Regions from separate parts of the Homo sapiens genome. Here region 2 is linked to region 1. A link is an interaction called in ENCODE POLR2A ChIA-PET data of the cell type or tissue named here. Cell type or tissue: A673. All regions are shown on one strand. Links, peaks and the distances in the headings refer to the core of each region. The heading gives the core; the rest is flanking DNA.

Region 1 (9,335 bases), core at 1,565-6,564:
GGGAGGCTGAGGCAGGAGAATCACTTGAACCCAGGAGGCGGAGGTTGCAGTGAGCCAAGATCGCACCACTGCACTCCAGCCTGGGTGACAGAGTGAGACTCTGTCTCAAAAAAAAAAAAAGGATTATAAGACAACTGGGGAAGCATGAGGAGACTGAGGCAGGCTTGTTCTGGAAAAGTGTGGAATATTTCTGGCTGTACGACGTTTGGGATTTGCTCTGAAATAAGCAGGGAGGTGAGGAGCAGGCACAGGCGACAAGGCCTGGCCACAGCTGCTACCTGCTGAGCTGCTGACAGGGACCCCAGGAGGGCGCGAGACTATTCTTCTGGGTATGTGTGAACATTTCCATAATACAAAGGTGTTCAACATTTTACCAAAGGAAATGTGACCTCATCGTAATGGCAAAGAATTATGGATCACTCACCCTGTGAATCCTAACTACTAAATCCAAGCACGGATCCTGCCTCTCTAATAAGTGTAATGGTAATAAGAGTACTAGTAACCAGAATGGCATAATGACAGTGGCCCTGTTCTGAGCATCACACAGCAGACTCACTTCATCCTCCCAGCAACCCTGGGAGGCAGCAGGAATCATTATCCTCCTGCTCCAGATGTGGGAACTCAAAAACATCTGAGGCTCAGGGCCTCGCCCAAGGTCAGAGGATGCTGTGCCGGAGCAGGGAGAGGCTGCAGGTGGAGCTGGACTCCTGAGCCCTTCGCTGGAGAGGGGTAGGGGGAGAGGAGGCAAGGGGAGCCCTCATCCCTCAGTGAGTGGGGACATACGGGACCATCAGCTATCAGTCCCCCCTAGTCCCATCAAATAATAAAGGCTCTTGCAATGTAATATTCGCCTTTCTAGCACAAACCTTTGTTGCAATTAAACTACTGACCGACAGGCAGTCCTACCCACAAAAGCTGAAACATTAACTGGCAGTAGAGGACTCCCGGGACCGTAGAGGTGGCTGGTGTCACAGGGCATGTCAGAGTCAACCCGTGGGGACAGTCCTCCCTGCAAACTTGCAGAGCCAGCCCTAGCCACCCTTGGACTGTCAGTCAGATGGTGTGTTGCCCCCAGCCCCAGACTCCACGTGTCAGGAGCTGTTAGGGAGGCCAGCGTGGTGACATCAGCATCCTTCCCCTCAGAAGGATGTCCTGGGCCTGCAGAACCCATCTCCCCTCTGTGGCTTCAGCCAGATCCTGCCTCAAAACACAGAAATCTGGGAAGTTTCTGCCAGGGGAGGAGGGAAGCTGAAATGCAGGAGGGTGGGGTGGGGAAGGGAGATAAGAGGCAGAAAAACAGGGAGAGAGACAGAGGTGAAACAGAGAAGGCCCAGACAGACATCTGGACAGACCAGAAATGGGAAGATAAGACAGTGACAGAGACTGCCATCGCCAAGCTCGAGGCCTTCTCTGGGCCTCAGTTGCCTTATCTGGAACACAGGAATCACAGTCACATGTCCCCGTAGCGTGCCGTGACTTAACCCCTCCATGTCAGAAGCCTAGAAAAGCACCCAGAACATGCCAAAAGCTAAAACACATTTGTTGCCATTCCTGCAGGCCAGCAGCCCTCACTCCAGCTCAGAAGCATGTCAGAGTCGCCAGGGGAGCATTAAAAAACCCCAAGGCCCAGACCCCACAGCTGTACAGTCAGCTTCAAATGGTCCAGCTTGGGCCCCTGCAGTGCCTCCCACCCCGGGTGACCCTAAGGCGCAGCCAAAGGATAAGGAGATTGGGGAGTGGGCAGGAGGATGGATCCAGCCCTGAGACCTGGATGGGGGAGGGTGTAAAGAGAGACTGAGACAGACTGATGGAGTGGGGGGAGGGCAGTACCCAGAAGGCCCTCTCTGGCTCACCTTCCCCCACTTAGGACCATCAGGAGTCTGGGGCCTGCTGAGGAATGCAAGGAATGAAGTCAGGCCTGGCACAGCCATCTCCAGAGTCCCCTCCCCATTCGCAAACTCCCATGAGGTGTTCCTGGTCCAGCCGCCTCCAAGCCATCACTCAGTCCTCCCTGAACACCCCTTCCCAGCCCCCTCCTTGGAGCCCAGGTCCCGAACCCTTTATCCCGCTGGGTACCCCGACACTGGCCCAGCTCAGGCATCCCCCTCAGTGTACTTCTCAGTGTCTGCAGGAGTTGCAGCAGATGAACAACCATGATCCCAAGAACTGGCAAGGGGCCGTGCGGCTGATCACCAGCTCTGACAGGAGGGAGGCCCGAGGAGGCTTCCCAGAGGTGCTGACCTTTAAGCCAAGACCCACAGAATAAATGAAGTCCGAGCACTCCACAAAGGCCAGCGAGGCTGGGGTGCTGCAGGAAAGTGGGGAGGGACGGGCCCTGCCAAAGCTGCTGGAGGGACAGGGCCAGCCCCTCCCCAGCCAGCCATGGGCTGTGGGGGATGATGTGAATCAGGGGAGGAATCGGCTGTAATCTCCATCACACCTGCTGCCCTCCACCTGTCACAGCTCAGTGGGGGATGGAGAACCCCCCACTGACCCACTGGAGGGTGCTGGGGTATCCCCATATCCTGCCAGCCCCCCAGAGTAGGGCTGGGTCCTGGCTCCTTCCTGCCACGCTGTGGGGAGACCCCAGCTGAGCTGCTTCCCGCATCCCAGAGCCTGTTCCCTAATAATTAAACCGTAAGCTGATTAGTCAAGGCAAACCTTTAATTAGCCCTTGAAATCATTCAGGAAAATTACAGCCTCCTTTCTGGGCACCCTGCCCGCCCTCCGCCAGGGTCCAGGGGCGGTACCAGGGAAGAAGCAGAGAATGGGAGAAGTGGCCTCCTGCCACCGCCATGAGGTCCTCAGCCAGCAAGGCTAAACCCAGGGTGCACGGCATCTTGTGGGAGTGGAGGGCACAGACTCCCTGCCACATCATGAACTACCCTGGGAAAAACCCCACAAGAGGTGGGCAAGGCGTCGGCTGGAAAAGTATGAACGAGAAGACATAAACAAATGGAGAGACATACCACGTTCATGGATTGGGAGACTCAGTGTCAGGTGTGTGCGCACGAGCACACGTACATACACTGACAACATGCTTGTCTAATATTTAAAGGGAATTACAAAAAGTCAAGAATGGGCTGGATGCCCATTACAGTGGCTCATGCCTGTAATCCCAGCACTTTGGAAGGCTGAGGCGGGCAGCTGGCTTGAGCTCAGGAGTTTGAGACTAGCCTGGGCAACATGGTGAAATCCCATCTCTATAAAAATACAACAACAAAAAAAAGTTTGAGAACAGGATGGCCAACATAGTGAAACCCCACCTCTACTAAAAATAAAAAAAATTAGCCCATTAGCCCAGGGTGGTGGCGTGTACCTGCAGTCCCAGCTACTGAGGCTGAGGAAAGAGAATTGCTTGAACCCAGGAGGTGGAGGCTGCAGTGAGCCAATCTTGAACCACTGCACTCCAGCTTGGGTGACAGAGCAAGACCCTGTCTCAAAAAAAAAAAAAAAACCTCAGGAATGGCTAAGACACTAGGCACAGTGGCTCCCGCCTGTAATCCCAGCACTTTGGGAGGCCAAGGTGGGCGGATCACAAGGTCAGGAGATCGAGACCATCCTGGCTAACACGGCAAAGCCTCATCTCTATTAAAAACACAAAAAATTAGCCAGGCATGGTGGCGCACGACTGTAGTCCCAGCTACTCCGGAGGCTGAGGCAGGAGAATCGCTTGAACCCGGCAGGCGGAGGTTGTAGTGAGCCAAGATCGTGCCACTGCACTCCAGCCTGGGTGACAGAGTGAGACTCTGTCTCAAAAAAAAAAAAAAAGGAAAGTGACCTGAACTGGCCCTTCCTTCACAGGAGTCTGGAAGAACAAATTGAAAGCTGCCCCACCTGACTGGCTACCAGAAAAACACATCAGACCACAGAGGAAACACCACCAGATCTACTCTAGTTTGCAAAATGGGCGAAGGACTTAGCATTGGTGCCCCCCTCACCTCCCAATCTGTGAAATGGGTCACACGGGTGCAGCTACCTCCTGGGATTTCAGGGAGGCCCAGGCAGCAGCTTGGGAGCACTGGCCGGGACACAGGGCCGGCACGCACAAACCCTCCATTCGTCTTTCCTATTCATCACCCTGAAGAGCTTCCCGGATCTAGAATAAGGACTCCCCGGGCCCAAGGTCACACCAGGCCTTCTCCTGCCTCCAAGCAGGGGTGCCCCAGATGGCTCCAGAGGCCAGGCTCCAAATGGGCGGCAACCGGGTCTGTTTATCCACCACCGCATCCCTGGAGGCCACACGGGTCAGCACTCCACCAAATTTGTTGGAAAAAAATAAACAATCACATTTATATTTATGTATCAGGCACCAGGATAAGTGTGTTAGGAGCAGAACTTCAGGAATGTCCAGGAACACCTGAAGCAGCCACCTTCTAGAGAGGAAGACACTGAGGCAGAGAGAGGCCCAAGCAGCTGTCAAGACTGGAATCCAGACCAACCCAAGAACCGACCTACCTGTCTTCCTTCAATTCCTCAAAGGCCCCCTGCACTCCCCCGCCGGGAGACCTCTGCAATGGCAGCTGCCTCAGCCTCCTCCCTTAGTCGAGGCCAAGTTCATCCTTCAAGTGGCATTTCCTCCTCAGGAAAACCTTCCCGGTGTGCCCCACCCAGGGCGGGTCCCCATTAGACGCTCTGGCAGCCCAGCTTACTACAGTTCAGTCAGTCAGTCAGTCAGTCAGTCAACCAGCATTTACTGAGAGACTACCACACTCCAATCCCTGAGAACATAGCAAGGGGCAGGGCAAGGCCCTGTGGTTCTACCCCTACCCCCATGCCCTGAGGCTACGTTATGCCGGGAGACAAAATAAACCAACAGACCCACATGTCATAATGGAAGTAACCATCATGAGGGTTACCGGGGGAAGGTGCTAGAGGGAGGGTGACAGGGGCTGCTCCTGGGGACCCATGGTCGGGAAGAAACATCTCCCCAAGGGGGCCACTGTCAGCAGAGGCTGACTGAACAGAAGGAAGGAGGGTGCTGCCTGCCCAGGGGGCAGCAAGAACAAAGGCCCCGGGGTAGGACCTGCCTGGAATGTTCCAGGAATGGTGGCAGGAGAAGAGGGAAGCAGGGCAGGCAGGAAAGTGGCCAGGTTGCCTGGGACCTTGCAAGCTTCTCTGCTGGGAGAGGTGGAGCCAGGGGAGGGTTCCTGCCCTGACCAGGTGTGCACGGCTACCTCTGGCTGTGTGCGGACAACTGTGGGGACAGTGGGGGAGAAGGGAGCAGGGAGCACGCCTCAATGGTCCAGGAGGGAGATGAGGGTGGCTTGAACTAGGGGGCCACGAGGAAGAAGGGTAACAAGGAAGGGGGGTAACGAGGAAGGGGGATGATGAGGAAGGGGGGTGACGAGGAAGAGGGGTGACAAGGAAGAAGGGTGACGAGGAAGAGGTGTGACCAGGAAGGGGGTGGCGAGGAAGGGGGGTGACGAAGAAGGGGGATGACGAGGAAGGGGAGTGACAAGGAAGAGGAGCCCGCAGCACCAGGTTACATTGTCATGTAGAGTGACAGGCTTTCCAGACACTTTGGATGTGGCGGGGGGGCAAGAGAGGAGTCAAGGTGATAGGGTGCCAGATTTGGAGAAGCCTAATCCCGAAACAAGACGAGGGATGGGGGTTCCTGTTCCCAAAATGGGGTCACTGTGGGAAGATGGGGGCCGGGAGCCTCCAGCCCGGCTTATCTTTCTGTTGCTCTGCAGTCGAGGTCTGTGTTCCCACTGGACTGAGCTCGGGGAGGGCTGCCTGTTGTTTGGGTTCACCCTTCAGTCGCTGGGCCCCAGCGCAAAGCTGGTCAAAGAATACACGCTTGGGCAGGGCGCAGTGGCTCACGTCTGTAATCCCAGCACCTTGGGAGGCTGAGGCAGGTGGATCCCTTGAAGTCAGGAGTTTGAGACCTGCCTGGCCAACATGGTAAAACCCTGTCTCTACTAAAAATACAAAATTAGCCGTGCGTGGTGGCACATGCCTGTAATCCCAGCTACTTGAGGGGGTGAGGGAGGAGAATGGCTTGGATCTGGGAAGCGGAGGTTGCAGTGAGCTGAGATCGCGCTGCTGCACTCCAGCCCTGGTGACAGAGCAAGGCTCCATCTCAAAAAAAAAAAAAAAAAAAAAAAAAAAAAGAATAAGCACTTGACTCCTGTCCACAGAATGGGTGAGAGTCGGAATGGACAGGAGCAAGGGGAGGACAAAATAACATGAGGGGCTCAGCCCGATGATAACCAGTGGTGTTACTTTTGCAGGAAAAAAGAATAAAAATGTTCCAAGGTCAACCAAAAAGTCTGACGGTACCAAATGTTGGTGAGGAGGTGGAGCAACTAAGATCCTCAGTCACCACCGCTAGGAGGATACACAGATTTGACCACCTTGGGAGGCTGTGTGGCAGCGCCCACTAAATCTGAAGCTACCCCACCCTCTGCCCTGGGCTACGCACTCCTGGGTATATTCCCTGAAGAAACGCAGGCACCGGCACCCCAGGAGATGCTACAAAGAGATGGCTCGCATCAGCGCAGCAGGAGATGGAGGAACAGAATATTATATGGGGCTGGGCACAGTGGCTCACGCCTGTAATGCCGGCACTTTGGGAAGCTGAGGTGGGTGGATCACCTGAGGTCAAGAGTTCAAGACTCGCCTGGCCAACGTGGTGAAACCCCCTCTCTACTAAAAATTAAAAAAAAAAATTAGCCAGGCATAGCGGTGTATGCCTGTAATCCCAGTTACTCGGGAGGCTGAGGCAGGTGAATCGCTTGAACCCAGGAGGCAGAGGCTGCAGTGAGCCAAGATTGCACCACTGCACTCCAGCCTGGGTGACAGAGCGAGACTCTGTGTCAAAGAAAAAAAAAGAATATTATACAGCAACAAAGATGAATGACTACAGATACACTCAGCACACAGATGGATCTCACAGGCCTAAGGGCGAAAGAAAGCACAGACAAGGACATACTGGAAGATTCCATTTATGTCAAGTTCAAAAGCAGGCAAGATGACATTCTGTAATTCAAGGATGCATACCTCATGGTAAAAACTATCAGGAAAAGCAAGGACACAGTGACCACCAAGGTCAGGAGAGCACTCACGACTGTGGTCGTGATGGACAGGGGTTATGGGCAGGCGGCTTTTGGGAGGTTGTGTTCTGTCTTTACCGAGGTGGTGGGGAAGCGTTGTTCACTTTGTAATTCTTTGCTAAACTTACCTGTGCATTTTATGCACTTTTCTATGGGCATATTATAATTGACAATTATTAAAGGTTTTTTAAAAGCAGTGGAGTTAGAAGCGCTGTGTATATATATAGCATTTGAGAGTCAAATAACGTGGGCCCAGGCTGCAGTGGAAGATTTGCGGGGAAGGGACGACAGAACTATGGAGGCCCCTGTGGGCGGCAGGGAAGGAGGGTTCCTCGGGAGAGAAGGACAGGGGCCTCCTGTGGGGAGGGCAGGGAGGGGTCTTCACCTGGGGACGGGTCTGTGGAGGGGCCAGTGGCCCGCAGGGTCCTACTTTCTCCCCATGGCCAGTGCTGACCGGTGACTGTGGGCGCAGTGAGGGAGGGAAGGGAAGGGGAGGGGGGCTGGCACCCCACGCAGCCCAGGAAGACCGGCCGCCTTCCGCCTCTGGGAGTGAAGTGTGGGAGTGGCAAAACCGGGCTGGGAAGTGAACTCAAAACCGCTGCACAATGCTGCTTTATCAGGAGTTCCCAGGACAGGTGGCAGGAGCAGGGAGGGTCTGGGACGGGGAGCTCTCTAGGTGAGGACCCTGCCCACCCGGTGCTCCCAACCCTCAAGGTGTCTGCTCGAAAGCTCCTGGGCAGCCTGCCTGGAATGCAGACAGCAGAAGGTGGGTGGGGGAAGCAGGAGGGAGAGCTTTGTAACCCTCAGGCTTAGCCCCGGGTAGCAGGGGAAGCGGCCACAGCGATTACCAGCCAGGCCTCCAGCATCCAAATCCCAGTTCCTCTTGCTCTGTGACGGGGCCAGGTCCCCCAGGCTCTCAGTCTCCTCCCTAGAAAAGGGAGATCCTAAGAACACGTGTGTCTTGGAGTTGATGGGAGGGTCCAGTAGGTTAGTTCACAGAAAGCACTCAAACAGTGCCTGCTCATATTAATAACATGGCTATTGGTGACATAGCTATAATATTAATAATACGGCTATTAGTAACGCAGCTAACAGTCTTTGAGCACTTACTATACATTTTGCCTGCCGAATATACATTTAGATCCTCAAAACAACTCTAAGAGTAGATATCATTAGCACCCTCATTTTACAGATGAGGACACCCGGGCACAGAGAGGTGATGTGACTTGTCTGGGGTCACACTGCTAGTAAGAGACAAAGCTGGCTCCGGAGGCCAAGCCCTTGACCTCTTCTGTGTCAGATGGGTTAGGAGCTCCAGAACGGAGCCAAGGTTTGAGTGCCACATCTGCCACGTATTTGCTGTGGGACTGCTGGCCTGTGCCTCAGTTTCCCCTTCTCAGAGAAAGTAAAATTATCAGGAATAGACAGCTCCAAGAAAAGGAAGCTCAAGATGGCTTTCAACAACACAAAGCTGTCCCACTTTGCTCTGATTAAAATCAGAACCATGATGAGACTGTTTGTCACCTATCTGACTGGCAAAGGTGAGAATGTCAGGTGACACCCGTCTATTCCAGCAAGGGAGTGAGGAAACCCCGGTGTCATCAGACACTGGGGGGTGGGAGTGTGAGCCAGACAACCTCCCCAGCAGGGTGAAACACTAACACTACCGGCAAAGTTAACGGGGCACCTGTCTCAGACCACGAGGCCACAAGCTCAGACTCACACCTAGAGACATATGCACAGCCACACTCAGGCGGGCGCAGCCCTGTTCACAGCACGGAAAGATGGGAATGGCCTGATGGCCATCAGCACAGAATGGCTGTGCTGTCCGTGGGGGCACGCGTGTGCGTGGGACACGAGGCGGCACTCTGTGTCCTGACAGCGAGCTTCGGAGTGGGAAACGCAAAGCACAGGACAGAATATAAACATGGGAAGTCCGCTCCATTTGAGTAAAAACAAAAGGGAGGGGCGGGCACTTGGGGGAACAAATATTTCAAGAAAGAAAGAAAAGAAACCGGGGGTGATGATGCTATCTCTGGGAAGGGCCTGGCAGGCGGGTGGGAAAGAGATTTGCTCGTCCCTGTACATCCTTTTGTGCTGTGTGCAGTTTTTCAGTGATTATTTAGGGGAATAGGTAATGCATGCACATGGAGGAAAAACGTGCTTTCTGAAAATTGAAACACGGGAAAAGAGAAACGAGGTTAAAAACACCTCCTCCTCAGGGTCTCTGGGTACAGCCACATGACCATGCTCATAGACTCACAGCACACGCGTGCC
Region 2 (9,335 bases), core at 2,443-7,442, 140 kb before region 1:
CTAAAATTAAAAATACAATTCCACTTACAATTACTGAAAAATACTTAGGTATAAATCCAACAAAACATGAATAGGATTTGTATGCTGAAAACTGTAAAACCCGGATGAAAGACATCAAAACCTATCTAAATTAAGGGACAGATATACCATGTTCATGGATTGGAATGCTCAACATAGTAAAGATGTCAATTCTCTTCAAAGTAATCTATAATTCAATGCAGTTCCCATAAAAATTCCAAGTTTTTTTTGGTCTGTATAGACAAGCTTATCTTAAAATGTATATAGAAAGGCAAAGGAACTAGAATAGCTGAAACAATATTTAAAAGGAAGAAGGTAGGAGGAGTCACACTTGCTGGTTTTGAGATTATTATATGACCATGATAATCAAGACAGTATGATATTAGTGGAAGCACAGACACATAGGTCAATGAAACAGAAGAGAACCCAGAAACAGAACCACATAAGTATACCCAAATGAATTTTGATCAAGGTACAAAAGAACTCAATATAGAAAAGATAGTCTTTTCAACAAATGGGCAATGAGACATCAAGAGTGAAAAGTACGAATGTCAGCCTAAACCTCACCCCTTATATAAAAATTAACTCAGGACCTGGCATAGTGGCTCATGCCTGTAATCCCAGTACTTTGGGAGGCCAAGGCAGGTGGATCACCTGAGGTCAGGAGTTTGAGACCAGCCTGGCAAACATGGTAAAACCCCATCTGTAATAAAAACACAAAAATTATCCTGGCATGGTGGCAGAGGTCTATAGTCCCAGTTACTTGGGAGGCTGAAGCACGAGAATCACTTGAATCTGGGAGGCCGAGGTTGCAGTGAGCCAAGATCACGCCACTTCATTCCAACCTGGGCAACAGAGTGACAATCTGCTCAAAAAAAATAAAAAAGAAAGAAAAAAGAAAATTAACTCAGGATATATCATAGATCTTAATGTAAAATGTAAAACTGTAAACTTTAAAAACAGAACATAGAAGAAAATCTTTATAACTTAGGGTTAGGCAAAGAGTTCCTAGACTTGATACCAAAAGCATGATTTTTTTTTTTGTTTTGTTTTTGTTTTGTTTTTTTGAGATGGAGTTTCACTCTGTCACCCAGGCTAGAGTGCAGTGGCGCCATCTCGGCTCACTGCAACCTCCCGGGTTCAAGCGATTCTCTTGTGCCTCAGCCTTCTGAGCAGCTGGGATTACAGCCACATACCACCACACCCAGCTAATTTTTGTATTTTTAGCAGAGGCAGGGTTTCATCATGTTGGCCAGGCTGGTCTCAAACTCCTGAGTCAGGTGATCTGCCCACCTCAGCCTCCCAAATTGCTGGAATTACAGGCATGAACCACCGCTCCCAACCAGCATGATTCTTTAAAAAACAAAAAGGGGCTAGGTGAGGCAGCTCATGCCTGTAATCCCAGCGCTTTGGAAGGACAAGGTGGGAGGATTGCTTGAGTCCAGGAGTTCAAGACGAGCATGGGCAACATAGTGAGACTGTTTCTTTTTTTTGAGATGGAGTCTCACTCTGTCATCAGGCTGGAGTGCAGTGGTACAATCTTGGCTCACCGCAACCTCTGCCTCCCAGGTTCAGGCAAGTCCCCTGCCTCAGCTTTCCGAGTAGCTGGAACTACAGGCGTGTGCCACCACACCCAGCTAATTTTTTGTGTTTTATTAGAGACGGGGTTTCACCATGTTGGCCAGGATGGTCTTGATCTTCTGACCTCATGATCTACCTGCCTCTGCCTCCCAAAGTTCTGGGATTACAGGCGTGAGCCACCATGCCCAGCCAGTGAGACTGTTTCTACAAAAATAAAAAAATTAGCTGGGCATGGTGGCACATGCCTGTAGTCCTAGCTACTTGGAAACTTGAGGTGGTAGGATTGCTTTATCAAGATCCTGTCTCTAAAACAAAAAAAGGATCAATTGGACTTTATTAAAATTAATAACTTTTGTTCTGCAAAAGGCCCTGTTAAAGGATGAGAAAACAAGACACTGGCTGGAAGACAATATTTACAAATCATGTATTCAACAAGGAATAGTAGCTAGAAAAAAATATATATTATTCTCAAAACTCATCCATAAAAACAAGAAAAAATCCAATAGAAATGGGCAAAAGACATGAACAGACAGTCAAAGAGGATACACAGATAGTAAACAAACACATGAAAATATGTCAATATCACTAGCCATTAGAGAAATGTGAATTAAAACCAAGATGAGATACCAGTACACCCCTATTAGAATGAGTAACAGTAATACCAATAGGACCAAATGCTGCTGAGGACGTGAAGAAACCCAGTCTTCCACACACCACTGGTGAAAATGTAAAATGATACAGCCATTCTGGAAAACAGTGGCACTTTCTTAAAAATTTAAGTGTGTGCTTACCACATGACTCAGCAACCACACTCCTGCTCATTTATCCTAGAGACATCAATATGTATGTCCAAACAAAAAGCTGATACAAATATTCATAGCAGCTTTATTTGTGATAGTCCCAAACTGGAAACAACTCATATGTCCTCCAACAGGTGAATGGTTAGTGTGGCACGTCCATGCAAGAGAATATTATTAGGTTGGTACAAAAGTAATTGCAGTTTTGGACAGTGAATTTTAAAAACTATTATAACTAGGCTCAAACCCATCTTTATTATAAGTCAGAATATGATACATTACAATCAACACATTTTTGCCAATGAGAAATAAGTTTGTTTATTCCTGTACCGTAAAAATTGTGCTTTGGGATTCGACGAGTTCTTGGGAAACATTTTCTGCATCCTACTGATTGTGGAAGCATTTTTTTCTGCAAAAAGTTGTCGAGATGCTTGAAGAAGTGGTAGTTGGTTGGCGAGAGGTCAAGTGAATGTGGTGGATGAGGCAAAACTTCATAGCCCAATCATTCAACTTTTGAAGCATTGGTTGTGTGACATGCAGTCAGGCGTTGTCGTGGAGAACTGGGTCCGTTCTGTTGACCGATGCCAGCTTCAGGCATTGCAGTTTTTGGTGCATTTCATGGATTTGCTGAGGCTACTTCTCAGATGTAATGGTTTCGTCAGGATTCCGAACGCTGTAGTGGATCAGACGGGCAGCAGACCACCAAACAGTGACCATGACCTTTCTTTGGTGCAAGTTTGGCTTTGGGAAGGGCTTTGGAACTTCTTCTCAGTCCAGCCACTGAGCGGGTCGTTGCCGGTTGTTGTATAAAATCCACTTTTCATTTCACGTCACAATCTGATTAAGAAATGGTTCGTTGCTGTTGCATAGAATAAGAGATGACACTTCAAAATGACGATTTTTAAAATTTTCGCTCAGCTCATGAGACACCTACTTACCGAGTTTTTTTTTTTTTTTCTTTTTGTGACAGAGTCTTGCCCTGTCTCCCAGGCTGGAGTGCAGCGGCGCGATCTCGGTTCACTGCAACCTACGCCTCCTAGGTTCAAGCAATTCTCCTGCCTCGGCCTCCTGAGTAGCTGGGATTACAGGCACCCACCACCACACCCAGCTAATTTTTGTATTTTTAGTAGAGACAGGGTTTTGCCGTGTTGGCTAGGCTGGTCTCGGACTCCTGACCTCAGGTGATCCGCCTGCCTCGGCCTCCCAAAGTTCTGGGATTACAGGTGTGAGCCACTGCGCCTGGCCATTATGGAGCTTTTTCACCTTTCCGATTTGCTTCAAATGCCGAACAACCATAGAATGGTCCATGGTCGACGTTGAGTTCTTCGGCAACTTCTTGTGTAGTTGTAAGAGAATCAGCTTCGATGACTGTTCTCAGTTGGTTGTTGTCAATTTCCTACGGCGGCCACTATGCTCCTCATCTTCAAGGCAAAACTTCTCCTTTTCAAAAGTTCTTGAACCACCACTGCACTGTACGTTCATTAGCAGTTCCCGTGCCAAATGTGTTGTTGATATTGCGATTTGTCTCCGCTGCTTAACAACCCGTTTTGAACCCAAATAAGAAAATTGCCTGAATTTGCTTTCTGCCTAATATAATTTCCATAGTCTAAAGTAAACATAAAATCAACAGCAAGTAATGTCATGAGCAAAAAAACATAAAGCAAGAAATGGACATTAAAATGATGTATAACATAACCACATTTATTTAAGAATGTATTCCAATATCAAATGACAAATTTCAACAATGCAAAAACCACAATTACTTTCAGCAATTAATAGGATTCAACTATTGATACACACAACCTGGATGGATTTTAAGCATGTTTTACTGAGTGGGGAAAAAAGTCGGTCTCAAAAAGTGACATTCTGGCCGGGCGTGGTGGCTCACACCTGTAATCCCAACACTTTGGGAGGCCTAGGCAGGCAGATCACGAGGTCAGTAGTTCGAGACCAGCCTGGCCAACATGGTGAAACCCCATCTCTTCTAAAAATACAAAAAATTAGCCGGGTGTGGTGGCACGTGCCTGTAACCCCAGCTACTCGAGAGGCTGAGGGAGGAGAATCGCTTGAACCCAGGAGGTGGAGGTTGCAGTGAGCCGAGATTGCACCACGGCACTCCAGCCTGGGCAACAGAGCAAGACTCTGTCTCAAAAAAAAAAAAAAAAGTGACATGCTATGTGATTCCATTTATATAACATCCTTGAAATGACAAAATTACAAAGCTGGAGAACAGATTAGTGGTTGTCAAGGGTAAGAGAAGGAGAGGGAGGATGTGACTGTAAAGGTGTGACTTGTACATTTCTTTGTAGTAAGGAAGCAATTCTGTATTTTGATTATGGGATTTATACCTGTGATAAACTGTCACTGAATTATACACAAAGACATGCAGAAAGAAATGAGTGCATGCAAAAACTGGTGAAATCCCGGTAAAGTCTGTAGTTGAGTGAATAGTATTGTGACAATGTCAGGTTCCTAGTTTTGAGAATTACTATAGTTATGCAAGATGTTACTATTAGGAAAAGCTGGGTGAGGGATATGGGAAACGCTTCTGTGGTATTTTTGCAACTTCTTGTAAGTCTATAATATTTTATTTATTTTTCTGAGATAGGGTCTTGCTCTATTGCACAGGCTGGAGTGCAGTGGTGTGATGACAGCTCACTGCAGCCTCCATTTCCTGGGCTCAAGTGATTCTCCTGCCTCAGCCACTCAAGTAGTTGGGACTACAGGTGTGCCTGCCTATGATTATTATTATTAGTATTATTACCTTTGTAGAGACAGGGTCTGGCTATGTTGCCTGTGAGCCACCGAGCCCGGCTGGATGCATCTTCTTCTTCTTTTTTTTTTTTTTTTTTTTGAGATAGAGCCTCACTCTGTCACCCAGGCTGGAGTGCAGTGGCACCATCTCGGCTCACTGCAACCTCCACCTCCCAGGTTTAAGCAATTCTTCTGCCTCAGTCTTCCGAGTAGCTGGGACTACAGATGCACACCACCATGCCTGGCTAATTTTTGTATTTTTAGTAGAGACGGGGTTTCACCATATTGGCCAGGCTGGTCTCAAACTCCTGATCTTGTGATCTGCCCGCCATGGCCTCCCAAAGTGCTGGGATTACAGGCGTGAGCCACCGCGCCTGGCCGGATGCATCTTGATGCTCTGGGTCCTCATCTGTAAAGTGGGACTAATTGTAAGACCTACATCCTAAGGTGGTAGTAAGGATTAAATGAATTAACTTAATTCATTTAATTCCTTGCATAGGAGATGCACCAAATAAACTTTTGCCATTTTGTTATTAAAATATTATTTATTATTATTATGATGCTCCATAGGCAGAGGTGGGAGGAGCGTTCAGAGAAGGCTGTGTAGGAAATGGAGGTTACAGTGGGGTTGGGATCTGGCTGTGGGATCTGAGGTTCTGCAAGGCAAGCTGGCAGGCCCACTCCACCTGGTCTACCCCCAGCTGCACAGCAGTCAGGGGTTGAGCCCAGTGCTTCTTCAACTTTCACATGTGTAGAGTTACCTGGAAATATTGTTAAAGTGCACACTTCTTTTCTTTTTTCTGTTTTTTTTTTTTTTTTTTTTTTGAGACTGGTTTTCACTATGTCACCCAGGGTGGAGTGCAGTAGCACAATCACTGCTTGCTGCAGACTAGACCTCCCTGGGCTCAGGTGATCCTCCTGCCTCAGCCTCCCAAGTAACTAGGATCACAGGTGCACTCGACCACACATGGTTTATTTATTTATTTATTGAGATGGGGCTTTACCGTGTTGCCCAGGTTGGTCTCAAACTCCTGGGCTTAAGCAATCTCCCTGACCCCACCTCCCAAAGTTCTGGGATTACAGGTGTGAGCCACTGTGCCAGCCTAACCTGCACATTTCTGATTTAGTGGGTCTGGGCTAGGGCCTGAGATTCAGTATTTCTAACACTCTGCCAAGGTGGTGCCAATGAGGTTGGTTCTACGGTTTAGCAAGACTCTAGCTGATTCCGATGCGCTTTAAAGTTTAGGAATCACTGATAGAATGTAATGATTAAAACCAATCACATCTCTGGGATTGCAGGCCAGACATCTTTTGAGTTCCCTAGGTGATTATGAAGCAAGCAAGGGCCATGAACCACTGGATTGGCTAATCCCAGCTGAAGAAAGAAAAGCAAACACACCTCCTGAAATTGGAATGTGCCGCCAGGGCAGGGCTGGGGAAGCTCAGATACGCAGTGGTCAGGAGATGACAGAGGACAGACTGAATTCGAAAGAGAAACAGAAAGGAGGCTAGAGCAGAGAGCTTGGAATTCTTCTAGAAAGAGATCCCTGACGGAAAACCCTCAGAACCCATAGAGTGGTGAAAGGAGAGGAAATCGCCCTGAGTCACCCCTATTTCCTAGCAGTGGTGAAAGCACAAACGAGTTGGGGGCAGATGTTTTTGAAGCAATTGGGGCATGGTGGAGGTCTTTCTTGGAATCTTAGGGGGCACATGTACAGTTTTGCGGGAGCTGCCAGAAGAAACACGATGGGTTTGGTTGACTTGTCTCAAACACACCCAGTGGGCTGGGTGCTGCAATCCTAGCACTTTGAGAGGCCGAGGCAGGTGGATCATTTGAGCCCAGGAGTTCGAGACCAGCCTGGCCAACGTGGTGAAACCCTGTCTTTACCAAAAATACAAACATTAACTGGGCATGGTGGCACGTGCCTGTAATCCCAGCTACTCGGGAGGCTGAGGTAGGAGATTGCTTGAACCCAGGAGGTGGAGGTTGCAGTGAGCTGAGATCATGCCACTGCACTCCAGCCTGGACAACAGAGCAAGACTGTGTCTTAAACAACAACAACAATGACAAACACACCCAGGGGAGATTAAAGTAACTCCATCTTGGATGCTAATCTGCCATCTTGACTTCTTTTTTATTTGTTTGTTTTGCGACAGAGTCTTGCTCTGTTGCCCAGGTTGCAGTGCAGTGGCACGATCATGGCTCACTGCATCTTGACCTCCCAGGGTCCAGCAATCCTCCCACCTCAGCCTCCTGAGTAGCTGGGACTACAGGCCTTCACCACCACACCCAGCTAATTTTTAAATTTTTTTGTAGAGACGGGGTCTCACTATGTTGCCCAGACTGGTCTTGTACTTGTGGGGTCAAGCGATCCTCCATTCTCGGCCTCTCAAAGTGCTGAGATTCAGGCCCATGTTGACTTCTGATTAACTCCAGTTCTGGGAATGCCTCTAAGATTTCTATTTTCATGTACTTACCAAAAATCCTGCCCTTAGGTCAAAATAACCTTTATGTTATCATAAACACATACTTACCATAAATCCTGCCTTGAGGCAAATTTCCTATAGTGTATAAGCCCTACATTTGTGGGATAACTGTGTGGGGGATCCCCTCTGTCTTCCTAGGGCCTCCTGAGACATGGCTTCGGTTTGTGAATTCCTCTTAAACGTTTCCTTCTAAGAAATTGGATTTGTCGGCCGGGCGTGGTGGCTGACGCCTCTAATCCTGGCACTCAGGGAAGCCAAGGTGGGCGGATAACCTGAGATCAGGAGTTTGAGACCAGATTGGCCAACATGGTAAAACCCTATCTCTACTAAAAATACAAAAATTAGCCGGGCGTCATGGTGGGCGCCTGTAATCCTAGCTACTCGGGAGGCTGAGGCAGGAGAATTGCTTGAACCCAGGAGGCAGAGTGAGCTGAGATCGCACCTCTGCACTCCAGCCTGGGCAACAGGAGATTCTGTCTCAAAAAAGAAGAAGAAGAAGAAAAAAAAAGAAACTGGATTTGTCAGGCTCTTTCTCCCTTGGCCTTTGGGGGTAGGTTTGCACAGACCTGCTTACCTTAGAACACATCTCGTAATGAATAATGATGACAGTGACTATATTTCATGAAATGTGCTAAGTGCTTTACACCCACAATTATATAGATTCCCCACAACAAGCCTCGGCAGTGAGTATTGTTCTCCTTTTCCACTGATGAAATTGAGGCTTCATTGTAACCATCAGGCCATCCTTCTCTCTCTCTCACGCCTGCATGCACATGTGCACACACACATACACAATACCACATCATTTTCAATTCATCAGTAAGTTCCACTGGCTGTATTTTCAAAGCGTTTCCAAATTCACGCACTTCTCACCCTCCCCATACATCTCATCTACCTGTCTACTGTCACCTCCTGCCTGGATGATCACAGCAGCTTCCTCCTGGTCACCCCTCACTCCCACACCCTCTTTCCCACCTACAGTCAGAGATTACATCCCCGCTCTATTCAAAACCATCTTGTGGCTCCCATTCTGCTTAGAAAAAAATATCCAACCCCTGCCTTCCCTTACAAAGCTCTTGGAGGTCTGGACCCTCCCCCTCGCAGCTCCATCACACTGGCCTCATTGCTGTTCCTTTCTTTCTTTTTCTGAGACAGGGTCTTGTTCTGTTGCCAAGGCTGGAGTGTAGTGGCATGATCATGGCTCACTGCAGCCTTATCTCCTGGGCTCAAGCGAGCCTCCACGCTTCAGCCTCCTGAGTAGCTAGGATGACAGGTGGGTGCCACCATGCCTGGCTATTTTTTAAAAAAGTTTTATTTATATTTTTTGTAGAAATGAGGTCTCAGTATGTTGCCCAGGCTGCTCTCAAACTCCTGGGCTCAAGTGATCCTCCTGCCGTGGCCTCCCAAAGTGCTGGGACTGCAGGCGTGAGCCACTGTGCTTAACCTGCACTGCTGTTTCATGAATTAAGAGCCCATTCCTGGCTGCATAGGTCAGGGCTCTTAGCATAGAGTCCACACTGGCTAATTTGAGCAGTCAAGGGCATTGGGAAGTTCACAGATGATCGGCGAGGGCAGAGAGGCAGATTATGAAGCTGTTAAAGCAAACTAAATATGGCCTGAGAAGGAGACTCTGTACTTCTATATTTGAGTCCTTGTGGATGAACTGTAACCTAGCTTAATAGGCAGACAAGATTGAAA

Evidence for each region. Peaks named below come from ENCODE experiments on the same cell type or tissue, not always from the same donor. Only the 100,000 strongest peaks of a DNase experiment are listed, where the experiment ranks them.
Region 2: POLR2A ChIA-PET joins it to region 1 with 21 read pairs; 3 of 35 experiments call an interaction of 5 or more read pairs at or near these places.

What each region holds. Positions count from the first base shown.
Region 1 is chr19:39,132,106-39,141,440 of GRCh38, reverse strand. The region is part of intron 1 of PAK4 (p21 (RAC1) activated kinase 4); the gene reads right to left. PAK4-AS1 (PAK4 antisense RNA 1) reads left to right here and starts at 4,878. Exons shown (of 2, transcript XR_007067254.1): 1 at 4,878-5,019; 2 at 6,237-7,254. RefSeq lists enhancers at 1,815-2,404, 5,555-6,300, 8,374-8,954, 8,955-9,335. In A673, for the core only: no CTCF peak of the experiment used is centred there; no DNase peak of the experiment used is centred there.
Region 2 is chr19:39,275,031-39,284,365 of GRCh38, reverse strand. No RefSeq gene overlaps it. Among named protein-coding and RNA genes, the nearest start is that of IFNL2, 11 kb to the right of the region's middle. In A673, for the core only: no CTCF peak of the experiment used is centred there; no DNase peak of the experiment used is centred there.